Regions from separate parts of the Homo sapiens genome. Here region 1 is linked to region 2. Evidence: read pairs that join two places in POLR2A ChIA-PET (ENCODE). Cell type or tissue: Panc1. All regions are shown on one strand. Links, peaks and the distances in the headings refer to the core of each region. The heading gives the core; the rest is flanking DNA.

The links. Peaks named below come from ENCODE experiments on the same cell type or tissue, not always from the same donor. Only the 100,000 strongest peaks of a DNase experiment are listed, where the experiment ranks them.
Region 1: POLR2A ChIA-PET joins it to region 2 with 10 read pairs; 2 of 35 experiments call an interaction of 5 or more read pairs at or near these places.

Annotation. Positions count from the first base shown.
Region 1 is chr2:43,835,548-43,838,352 of GRCh38, forward strand. ABCG5 (ATP binding cassette subfamily G member 5) reads right to left here. Exons shown (of 13, transcript NM_022436.3): 2 at 2,287-2,408. Among named protein-coding and RNA genes, the nearest start is that of ABCG5, 1.9 kb to the right of the region's middle. In Panc1, for the core only: no CTCF peak of the experiment used is centred there; no DNase peak of the experiment used is centred there.
Region 2 is chr2:43,779,466-43,782,270 of GRCh38, forward strand. The region is part of intron 2 of DYNC2LI1 (dynein cytoplasmic 2 light intermediate chain 1); the gene reads left to right. Among named protein-coding and RNA genes, the nearest start is that of DYNC2LI1, 6.8 kb to the left of the region's middle. In Panc1, for the core only: no CTCF peak of the experiment used is centred there; no DNase peak of the experiment used is centred there.

The DNA.
Region 1 (2,805 bases), core at 77-2,576, 56 kb after region 2:
AAAAGTGTAACAGCTTTAGTCAGTGCTATAGTCTCAATGTTTATGTCTCCCTAAAATTCATATGTTGAAATCTTCACACCCAAGATTATGATATTACGAGGTGGGGCATGCAAGGAGGTGATATTGGGAGATGATTAGGTTATGGAGAGCTCTTACAATTCAGATGAATGCCTCAGAGACCCCTCCCCACTTCTGCCATGCAAGGTTAGGGTGAGAAAATGGCTGTCTAGGAGGAAGTCTCCCTCACCAGACACTGAATCTGTTGACCCCCTTGATCTCGGACTTCCCAGCCCCTAGAACTGTGAGAAAAAAATTTCTGCTTTTTATAAGCCACCCAGTCTATGGTATTTTGTTGTAGCAGCCTGAGTGGACTGAGACAGTCTGGGAATTCCTCTTCTTTTTTTTTTTTAAGATGGAGTCTCACTGCTGCCCAGGCTAGAGTGCAGTGGCACAATCTTGGCTCACTACAACCTCCACCTCCCAGGTTCAAGGGATTCTCCTGCCTCAGCCTCCCGAGTAGCTGGGATTACAGGCACCTGCCACCAGGCCTGGCTAATTTTTTTTTTGCATTTTTAGTAGAGACGGGTTTTGCCATGTTAGCCAGGCTGGTCTCGAATTCCTGACCTCAAGTGATCCGCCCGCCTCTGCCTCCCAAAGTGCTGGGATTACAAGCATGAGCCACCGTGCCCGGCCTGGGAATTCCTCTTAACAACACTACTGTTGGCATCTGGTTGTGCACCTGCTGTAGCAGGTGAATAGCCATGGATTCAATTCCCTGAGTCTAAGGAGGCTGACCATGCCTACATTTGGTCATAGACTTCAATGGAGTCCCCATCTCCATTGAAGAGAATAACACAAGTAGAGAGTGGCAGTGAATGTCAACAATTTGCAAGCAATAGCTCAATCAAGAGGCTTCTGTGGAGCCAATTTGTCAGAAGCTTTTAACCTTAAAATGTAGATGGTAATCCAGTGTAGCAGACACTGTGGTGTGCCACACAGAACCCCTCTTCAGGGCCAATGCAGCCATCCCCCAGCTGCTGAGAACGTCAGCTGCAGAAGATTCACCACAGGGACCCTCCCAGGGAATTGCCCTCGGCCACAAGGAGCTGTCTCACCAAAGGCTAGACTCTCTGGGGCAATGACTGGCTGATGCAGGGGCACAAACACCGACTGTAGGCTCAAATGCAGCTACCCTGGGAAAGAGGAGGAGAAGGATGATGTGGAGAACGGGCAGTGGATGACCTCAGTGCAATTTGTAATGTTTAATTCCTTAAAAAAGAAAAAGAGTCTGGGAAACATAGCAAGAACGCTGTCTCTACAAAAAAAGATAAAAATAAAAATAAATTAGCCGGACATGGTGGTGTGCACCTGTAGTCCCAGCTGAGGTGGGAGGATCACTTGAGCTCAGGAGGTTAAGGATGCAGTGAGCCAAGATCGCACCACTGCACTCCAGCCTAAGTGACAGAGTGAGACTCTGTCTCAAAAAAGAAAAAAAAAGAAAAGAAAAACGACCAGATAAGATCTGATAAGGCCCGATGTTAATACATGAACTTTTAAATATTATTCTCCAGTCTTTTTTTTTTTTTTTTTGAGACAGGGTCTTGCTCTGTTGCCCAGGCTAGAGTGCAGTGGCACTATCTCAGCTCACTGAAGTCTTAATCTCCTGGGCTCAAGCAATCCTCCCACCTCAGCCTCCCAAGTAGCTGGGACCGCAGACATGCACCACCATGCCTGGCTAACTTTTGTATGTTTTTGTAGAGATGGGGTCCCACTATGTTGCTTAGGTTGCTCTCGAACTCCTGGGCTCAAGCAATCCTCTCACCTCAGCCTCTCAAGCTGCTGGGATTACAGTCATAAGCCACTGTGACCAGCCTATTCTCTATTCTTGATTGTATGTCCAAAATATACCATCATAAAAAAGCACCACTGGAATCAAAGATAGGGGCTTAATGGGCATTTTTGTGCTTATTTAATCCTTTTCCTGTCTCTAGGCAGTGTACAGATAGGGGAAATTGTGTTTCCTGAGTACTTTTATATGCCATGGAACTGTGGGGGCTTTTTATATTTTGAAATATGAATTCACGTACATGTTAGGCAGAATTTTATACTCTTTCAAGGATCTTTCTAAAGATTTCACATTGGTAGCAGTTCCATTCACAGTCAGATATCAATAGAATTCATTCTAATATCAAACCTGTGGCTTTCTTGTTACAACTTAATCTGTTTCTTCAATGTGGAGTTTAACTCAAGCCAAATCCTTTTTAGAATCCTCCTTCCCAAGCTTACCTGAGCTTCCTAGGATGCACATGATCTGCCCGCTCTCCACGTACAAGGAGACATCTTTGAGGATCTGCCTGGTCCACTGCTGCCGGCAAGATGTGATGTCCCACCAGGGCCTCACGCGGTGGCTTTAAAGGAAACCCCAGGAAGGCAAAGGCAGCTTGGGGCCCTGGAAGGGGCCACACCCAGGTCCCCAGCATTGATCCTACCTGTGCCCCACCCCAGTAGTCTCCGGACAGGCTCCTAACGTGTTTCAGTCTCTGCGCCCTCCTCTGTAGAACCTGGCAGATAGCGACTGAGGCTGTCTGCCACGTAGGGAGGGGGCCTGTGCTGGAGTTGCTCTGAATGTCCTGTCCGTTTGGCTGCGAGGTGGCTGTCCCTGCATTCTTTCACCAGGTTTCAAGACTCCTTGCATTCGCAGTACCCCCATTCCCATCCACAGAGGGCAGGCCGTAGACACTGGGTTGGCAGGGCACTGCTGCCACTTTGTTTATGCCCAGGCCCTTCCCTGGGCAGGGGGAGGGG
Region 2 (2,805 bases), core at 209-2,708:
TGCTAAGCATCCTGCTAGACACTGTGGAAACAGGAATGAAAGGCATTCTCCCTGGGAAGCAACTTGTGTATCAGGACTTGTACACCAACAATGACAATACCATGAGACAAATGCTGTGGTGGAAAACAGAGAGGGCACTTAACTCACCCCAGAAAGTTGGGAGACTAGGAAAGCCTCCTGAAGAGAGTGATGGCTAAAGCTTGAAGGTGAGAAGTAAGGAAAGAGAAGTAATTCAGGTGAAGAGTGTGGAGTATTCTAAGATGATCAAGAAAAATGTATGAAACAGATATTCCAACAAATGGGAGAAAGATCATACTAGAGGAATGTAATAGGATTTTCAGTCATTGTTGACTGCCATTTTGATGATGGATGTTAGTTTGATACTAATCTGCCCAGAGTACATGGTTTTTCTCCACCATCACTCACTTGCATGGGTGCAGGCATGGAGGAGGAAGGTGATTACCTGGGGCAGTCTTTGCTGGTTGGGTACAGTGCAAAGTGAGGGAGCTCAGGGCATGAATGGTATTTAACAGAGATGATTGTAATGATAAACTATGGGCTCTGAGATGGAAAAGGAGAAAAGTGAAGGTAGGAAGAGGCTGATGGAGTAGGAGCGACTGTTAGTGGGGGGAAGAGGGGTGTCAATGGACATTTGAGACCTTTCACTAAGGTCAAAGAGTTATTACTGTGGGGATGCCTGAAGAAGTGGTTAGAGAATGTGTTGTTTGTACATGTGATTTTGGAAGCAGTGCAGTTTCCAGTGAAACTGGAAAGCTTCAAGATGTAACCTTGGAAGTGACCATGGCAGAAGCAGAGTGAGGGAAAAGGCCTCCATTGGGAGGCAAATGCACTGAGAGCTCCGGATGTCAGGTGGATTGCCAAGACCCATGTGGGTGTGAAGAAGATTCATGACAGTAGCTGAAAAGGTAAGGGAGATTGTGAGCCAGAAGAGATGACAACAACCCTGGTGGTAAACTGATACGAGCCTCTGAGGTTTTTTCAAGAGGAGGGAGGTAGAGTAGTTGTTTATAGGTGGCACTGGGGAGCAAGGAGGACCCTAATGTATGTAGGGTAGTGAGAATAAATAGCTTCGTTTAACAAGGCTGCAGAGGAAGGGGTTCAGGGTAAGTCATATTTTAGTTAAGGCCAACATGTGGAGAGAATATTCTGAAAAGGCTGAGATATTGGGGAGTTTGCCAGTCATGGAGCTGAAGTCATAGAGTGGAAGGATTTTAGAGGAAGGGAAGACAGAAGGGGATTATTGGGCCAGATTAAGGGATGTTTACAGAGTTAGGAAATTCAGAGTTCCAGGGATAATGGGTCAGAGGAGAGGGCTGGACATCTGGGGCGATTGAGGCAATGGGAGGGAAGATGGGATTCATTTTGATGGTCTCTAAATGAACTTGTACTAGGTCAATGTTTCTTGAATTAGGAAACCCACAAGACTACAGCCACATGCTCAGGGGACCAGAGTGTACTAATGAATTTTTAAATTTTGGATTGTAATTTTAATGATAATCTAAAACTTGATTTCAGTTCCCAGATTAGTTTATGTTAATTTGGAATTGTTACCATATAGTGCTATACATTTATATGAAATAATAATAAAAGTGATTTAAGGCCAGGCGTGGTGGCTCAAGACTGTAATCCCAGCACTTTGGAAGGCTGAGGTGGGAAGATCACTTGAGGCCAGGAGTTCAAGACCAGCCTGACCAACATAGTGAAACCCCATCTCAACTAAAAAATACAAAAAGTTACCTGCACGTGGTGGTGCATACTGGTAATCCCAGCTACTCCGGAGGCTGAGGCCTAAGAATCACTTGAACCCAGAGGCAGAGGTTTCATGAGCCAAGATGGTGCCACTGCACTCCAGCCTATGCAACAGAGGGAGACTCTGTCTCAAAAAAAAAAACAAAAAAGGCGAGGGGGAGTGATTTAAATCAATGAATACTAGTGTACCATGAAAATTTGAGGAAATTGGCTAGATATTATTTAAAATTCCTTCCAATTCTTATTCTACTTTCTTGCAGAGTACATTACTTTTTGGGTAATGTAGCCCTTATTAATTTAGAACTTTTACAGCATACTACATATGATACAAGTTCATTGTAGGAAAATTAGAAAATCCTGATTTTCTTTTTCTTTTTTTTTTTTTGAGACAGAGTCTCGCTCTGTCGCCTAGGTTCGAGTGCAGTGGTGTGATCTCGGCTCACTGCAGCCTCTGCCTCCTGGGTTCACACCATTCTCCTGCCTCAGCCTCCCAAGTTGCTGGGACTGCAGGTGCCCACGACCACGCCTGGTAATTTTTTTGTATTTTTAGTAGAGTTGGGGTTTCGCCATGTTAGCCAGGATGGTCTTGATATCCTGACCTCGTGATCCACCCGCCTCGGCCTCCCAAAGTGCTGGGATTACAGGCGTGAGCCACCATGCCTGGCAGAAAATCCTGATTTTCTTAAAAACTTTAATTACCTTCAAATCCTTCAGCTAGAAATAATCATTATTAACATAGTGATGTCCCCCTACATTTGTGTGTTTGTTTCTGTCTATGTGTGTGTGTGTGTGTGTGTGTGTACTTCAAGGAAGCAGGAAAAGTATTTTTTAATTGAAAACAGAGACATGCTGATCTATTATGAATGTTTTACTATGTCAGTAAGTATATTTCTACATTGTCATTCATAATAGCTGTATATTATTCTATTATATGGTTTACCATAATTAATTTAGCCAGTAGGGGACATGTAGGTTGTTTTTAGTTTTTCAGTTTGATGTAACACTGGCCAATAAACATCCTTCAATAATATACAT